2 separate regions of the Homo sapiens genome follow, and region 2 is linked to region 1. A link is a loop called in an ENCODE intact Hi-C map of the cell type or tissue named here. Cell type or tissue: HepG2. All regions are shown on one strand. Links, peaks and the distances in the headings refer to the core of each region. The heading gives the core; the rest is flanking DNA. Region 1 overlaps LOC105371114 (a long non-coding RNA gene). Region 2 overlaps SYT17 (synaptotagmin 17).

What was found. Peaks named below come from ENCODE experiments on the same cell type or tissue, not always from the same donor. Only the 100,000 strongest peaks of a DNase experiment are listed, where the experiment ranks them.
Region 2: it touches region 1 in a loop (10-fold over the local background); 10 of 110 quality-filtered maps call a loop at or near these places.

What each region holds. Positions count from the first base shown.
Region 1 is chr16:19,373,993-19,376,906 of GRCh38, reverse strand. The region is part of intron 1 of LOC105371114 (a long non-coding RNA gene); the gene reads left to right. Among named protein-coding and RNA genes, the nearest start is that of LINC02858, 41 kb to the right of the region's middle. In HepG2, for the core only: a CTCF peak has its summit at 1,124 (motif pointing right); a DNase peak (open chromatin) is centred at 1,136.
Region 2 is chr16:19,212,638-19,215,551 of GRCh38, reverse strand. The region is part of intron 5 of SYT17 (synaptotagmin 17); the gene reads right to left. Among named protein-coding and RNA genes, the nearest start is that of SYT17, 46 kb to the right of the region's middle. In HepG2, for the core only: a CTCF peak has its summit at 1,431 (motif pointing left); a DNase peak (open chromatin) is centred at 1,441; H3K27me3 peaks cover 832 bases.

The sequences.
Region 1 (2,914 bases), core at 115-2,614:
TAGAGAAGTTACGGTAAAAATACAGCATTATAATCTTATGGGACCATCATTGTGTACGCAGCCTGTTGTTGGTGGAAACATTGTCGCAGTGCATGACTGTATACATGATGCAGTGATTACAGTGGTAGGGATTGAGTATCCTGGTATAAGGGGCTGTGCTTTTGAAAATCTGTTTTTTTCTCTCTTGCTTTCTTTTTTTTTTTTCTTTTGAGACAAGGTCTCACTCTGTTGCCCAGGCTGGAGTGCAGTGGAGTGATCTCAGCTCAGTGCAACCTCTGTCTTTTAGGCTCAAGCCGTCCTCCCACATCAGCCTCCCAAACAGTTGGGACTACTGGCGCATGCTACCATGCCCAGCTAAATTTTTTTTTTTTTTTTTTGGTAGAGACTGGGTCTCACTACATTGCCCAGGCTTGTCTTGAACTCCTGAGCTCAAGAGATCCGCCCACCTCAGCCTCTCAAAGTGCTGGGATTACAGGCATGAGCCACCGTGCCTGGCCTCTCTTGCTTTTTTCTCTCCCTCTTCTTCCATAAAACCCAATTCCCTGCCTTATAATCAATCTCCCCGTTTACTTTTCTCTCTCCCTCTTCCCTCTACAACTTTCTCCAGTTCCAACTGCCTTGCTAACCTGATGATTTCCATTCACTGGTTCTTGGTGCTCTGATATCTTTGCTTTGTTTGTAATTTTACTGTCAGTGCATTTAAAGTCTAATTCAACGTTCAAAGTTCCCTGTAACCCACCCCAAACCGATCTACGACATCCTTATCTGTGCATCAACAATCTTGTTGGGTGCTGACAGAAAATACAGATTTCCTGGGCCCCACAGTAGGCCTATGGACACAGATCTCTGGGAGTGGGGTTTTTGGTAAAAATTATTCTAACAAAATTCTTATGGGGATCTGATGAACAGACAGCTTGGGGATCTCTTGTCACGGCTGAATTTATTACACTCGTAAATTTACAGTTATTATATGTGAATGGATGTCCATCTTCTCTACCAAATCCTGAGTTTATGGACATAAGACTGTGTCCAACACATATTATTTGTTCAATATGTATTTATAGAAGAAATGAAAAATACCCCAAACAAGCATCACATGGTGATGAGGTTCCCATAATCCACCAGCAGGTGGTGGAAGAGGCTAGGCCACAGTCAATAACTGGACCTGTGTTCTCATTCCCCCTAAGATTGACAGCAGGGGTGGGTTTACATTTTTTTTAAAAGTCGTTTTTAATGAACAATCCCATAAGTTTATGGAATGATTTCTGTTTGCAGCACATGAAAAACCTTCTTGAAGATCCCTTTAAAAGTCATTAAAAATGGAAACATTAAATGGATTTCCCTAGAAGAGGAATGACTTTTCCTCCAACAATTCTATCAATTAAGCATTTTCAAAGAGTACTTGATATTTTCCAAATAAATATATGGTGCTACTTACTGCACCTTCCTGGGCCTTGGTTCTTGCTAGTTCCCACAGGCTCCTTCCAGGTATGAGGGGGCTCCTGGGGGAGGGGTCATAGAGTTGTTTCTTGATCCAGATGCTGGTTTTACAGGTGATAAATTGTGAAAACTTAGCAAGCTGTTTGCTTACAGGTGCATTTTTCTGTGTGTATGTTATACGTCAAAAAGGTTGGAAAAAAAAAAAAAGGCTGAGCATGGTGGCTCATGCCTGTAATTCCAGCACTTTGGGAGGCCAAGGTGGGAAGATGAACTGAACCCAGGAGTTCAAGACCAGCCTGGGAAACAAAGTGAGACCCTGTTTCTACAAAAAAAAAAAAAAAAGAAAGAAAAAGTTAGCTGGGCATGGTAGCATGCACCTGTAGGCCCAGCTACTCAGGTGGCTGAGCTGCGAGAATTGCTTGAGCCCAGGAGTTTGAGGCTGCAGTGAGCCGTGATTGTGCCACTGCACTCCAGACTGGGCAACAGAGCAAGACTCTGTCTCAAAAAAAAGAAAACGTTAATAAAAAGAAGCAAAATCAATAAAGACCCAATATTAGTTTCCTATCACTACCACAACAAATTGTCACAAATTTAGTGGCTGCAAACAACATAAATTTATGATGTAGCCACTCTGGAAAACAGTACAGAGGGTCTTCAAAAAATTACCATATGCCCCAGCAATCCTCCTTCTGGGTATATACCTAAAATATTTGAAAAAGCATCTGTGCAGATATCTGTACTCCCATGTTCATTGCAGCATTATTCACAATAACCAGAAGTAGAAGCACCTAAATATCTATCAGCGGATGAGTGGATAAACAAAATGTGGTATATACACATAATGGAATATTATTCAGCCTTAAAAAAGGAAATCTTATCATATGCTGCAACATGGATGAACTTTGAGGAAATATGCTAAATGAAATAAACCAGTCACAGAAGGACAAATACTGCATGACTCCATTTATATGAGGTATCCAAATTAATCAACCTTTTTTTTTTTTTTTTTTTTAGATAGGGTCTCACGCTGTTGCCAGGCTGGAGTGCAGTGGTGTCGTCATAGCTCACTCCTGGGCTCAGTGGGCTCAAGTGATCCTTCTGCCTCAGCCTCCAGAGTAGTTGGGACTACAGGCACACAGCACTGCACCCAGCTAATTTTTTAATTTTTGTAGAGATGGGAGCTCACTATGTTGCCCAGGCTGGTATCAAATTCCTGGGCTCAAGTGATGCTCTTCTCTTGGCCTCCCAAAGCATTGGGATTACAAACATGAGCCACCATGCCTGGCTGTCAAACTCTTATAAACAGAAAGTAAAACAATGATTATCAGGAGGCGTGAAGGAGAGGAAAACAGGGCATTGTTGTGGATATAGTCTCGTTTTTGCAAGATGAAAAACTTCTAGAGGCTCATTGCAGAACAATGTGCCTATAGTTAACACAACTGTTCTGTACACTTAAAAAGAGTTAAGATGGTAT
Region 2 (2,914 bases), core at 273-2,772, 160 kb after region 1:
TGGTCCCAACTATGTAAGAGGCAAATGTGGGAGGATTGCATGAGCCCAGAGGTTTGAGGCTGCAGTGAACTATGATAGATCCTTGGCAACTGAGAAAGACCCTATCTTAAAAATAAGTAAATAAAATAAAGCAGCCAAAGATGGTTAATAATTTGGATGTTTGAAATAAATTAGTGAGGATTCTCCTTAGAAACAACATCACCTTCACCCATTTACATTCCTGGTTTGTTGTTGTTGTTAAGTGTTAAAGACAATACTGGTTTCTCCCTCAGAACAGGTGTGTGCTCTTGGCCACTTAGGAGTGGATGATGCCCTCCCCACTTCTACATCAAATAAATTTTAAAAAAAGAGAAATATAATTTTTGGCAAGAATTTGGTATTTCAGAAATAGCACTGCAGTTCCCGTTGAGAAATCAGAACATTGCTGAGATTTACATTTGAGAATTATTGCAGCAGTCCTTTTTGTCCGGGCACGGTGGCTCATGCCTGTAATCCCAGCACTTTGGGAGGCCGAGGCAGGCAGATCACTTGAGGTCGGGAGTTCGAGATCAGTCTGGCCAACATGGTGAAACCCCGTCTCTACTAGAAATACAAAAAGTAGCTGTGTGTGGGGTGGGCGCCTGCAATCCCAGTTGCTCAGGAGGCTGAGGTGGGAGACTCCCTTGACCCAGAAGGCGGAAGTTTCAGTGAGCTGAGATTGCACCACTACACACCAGCCTGGGCAACAGAGCAAGACTCTGTCTCAAAAAAAAAAAAAGAGAATTATTATTATCTTGAATGACATATGGTGAGCAGCGCCATAATTTTCAGGGCTTGGGGGCCTCAGAGCCTTATCCTAACCCAGCCCTGGAGGAAAAGGAGAGTTGCCATCACACTCAGGGTCTCTGCCCCAGAATATGTTGTACGTATGAATAACATCGTTCACTTGGGCATCATAAATGTCGGCTCTAACAATCTAGGGACAAAAATGTCCCTGGGGTGTTCCTGGAGCCAGCATCTTCTCAGTCCTTCTTCCCTAGAAGTATCAGATGCTACATCTAAAAGCTGACGAGGGCCAAGCATGGTGGCTCATGCCTATAATCCAAGAGCTTTAGGAGGTCAAAGTGGGAAGATCAATTGAGCCCAGGAGTTCGGAGCTGCAGTGAATGTTGGTGGTGCCACTGCACTCCAGCCTGGGCAACAGAGCAACACATGGTCTCTAATTTAAAACAAAACAAAAAAAGCTGACCAGGAGCCAGCTGATAAGGAGCTTAGAATGTAGGAACAGAAAGCAGGACCATCTAGTCCAGCAGCTCCTCAACTTGCCCCACTTAGGAAGATCATGAAATTAATGGTGATCTTTACAGACATCCATGAGGTGCTAGGACATCCAACTTGCATCAACCTGGGGTAATTTTGTCCTCTCTGCTGCCACCTCCAGGGACATTTGGCAACATCTGGAGATGTTTTAGTTGTCATAACTGGGGAATAGGGTAGGGTCTGCTACTGGCATCTAGTGGGTAGAGAGAGACCAGGGATGCTGCCAAACATCCTACAAGGTACAAGACAGCCCCCCTCAACAAGGAATGGTCTGGCCCAAAATATCACTAGTGCCAAAGGTGAGAAATCCTGAACTAAGCCTATAAATCTTGGGCTGATTCAGATTTTTTAAATACATAACTGTACCCTGAACAAAATTTTAACAGGAACCGAAGACTTGGAACTTTTGGTATAAGAACAGTTCGTCAGGTGCAGTGGCTTGAGCCTCTAATCCCAACTACTCGGGAGGCTGAGGTGGGAAGATGGGTTGAGGCCAGGAGTTTGAGGCCAGCCTGGGCAACAAAGCAAAACCTTCCCACCTTCCATTTCTAAACTTTCTTTATTTTTATTTTTTAATTAGCTTAGCATGGTGGCATGCATCTGTGGTCCCAGATACTCAGGAGGCTGAGACAGGAGGAATGCTTGAAGCCAAGAGTTTGAGGCTATCTGATGCGAGAAGCTCCTCTTCAAAGGTTTAGCTTGTTTAGTTTCCTTGTTCTTTGTTCTCTACTTTTAAGGCCAAACTTCCTTGCTCTCTGTACCTCCCTGTCTTGGTTTCAGTAAACAACTCTTCCACTGGTCCTTATCTACAGAGCCTACATCTACTACCCACTCTGTAAATTACCCCTCCCATCACAGCAGCTCTTCCCACCAAAACTGTCCTTCCTGCCAGTGTAACCGCATTCCCGCACTTTCCAAGTTAGCCAACCAGGTTCAGCTTAGATTGTGTGGTCCAACTCCAACCTGTGGAGGCAGGACACAGTAGCAGGGACAAGCTACGTTAGGGATAAAAACCCCTTCCCTCCTTTGTTCAGTGCACTCTCATGATGACTAGACCTGTGAGAAACACCTTCCTACAGAAGTAAATTTTGCCTTACTGGGAAATCCTTTGTTTTAGTGCTCATTTTCTTTGTGACACTGCACATTTGTTTCTAACAAGGCTTTAGTAAGCTATGATTGAACCCCTGCACTCTAGCCTGGGAGGCACAGCAAGACCCTGTCTCTTAAGAAGAAAGAAAAGTCTATTCACTGCCTCCACTGAGTCTGTCTTCAGTCCCCTCTGGATCTGAAGAGGCCAAAGCACCAGCCACAATCCAGAGCCCAGAAAGATCCAGCTAAGATTTCCTTCCTTCTTCTTTCTCCTTAAGCCATTCTTTTTCACTGCAAAGTGGACATCCAAGCACCAAATACAAAAATCCTCCTAGGAAGTGGGTTCAGCCCTCCCAAGGAAAATGGATTGCTTGTTCTGGTAGGATCTCCAACTCTGTGAAGTCTTCCTTATCCAAATTTAGTGAGATAAGATTGGAATGTCAGAGCTGAAATAATTTAGACCAATATTCTGGTTTTCTAAAAGAAAACGGAACCATGCCATTACCTCACTTCCCCGTTTATTTCT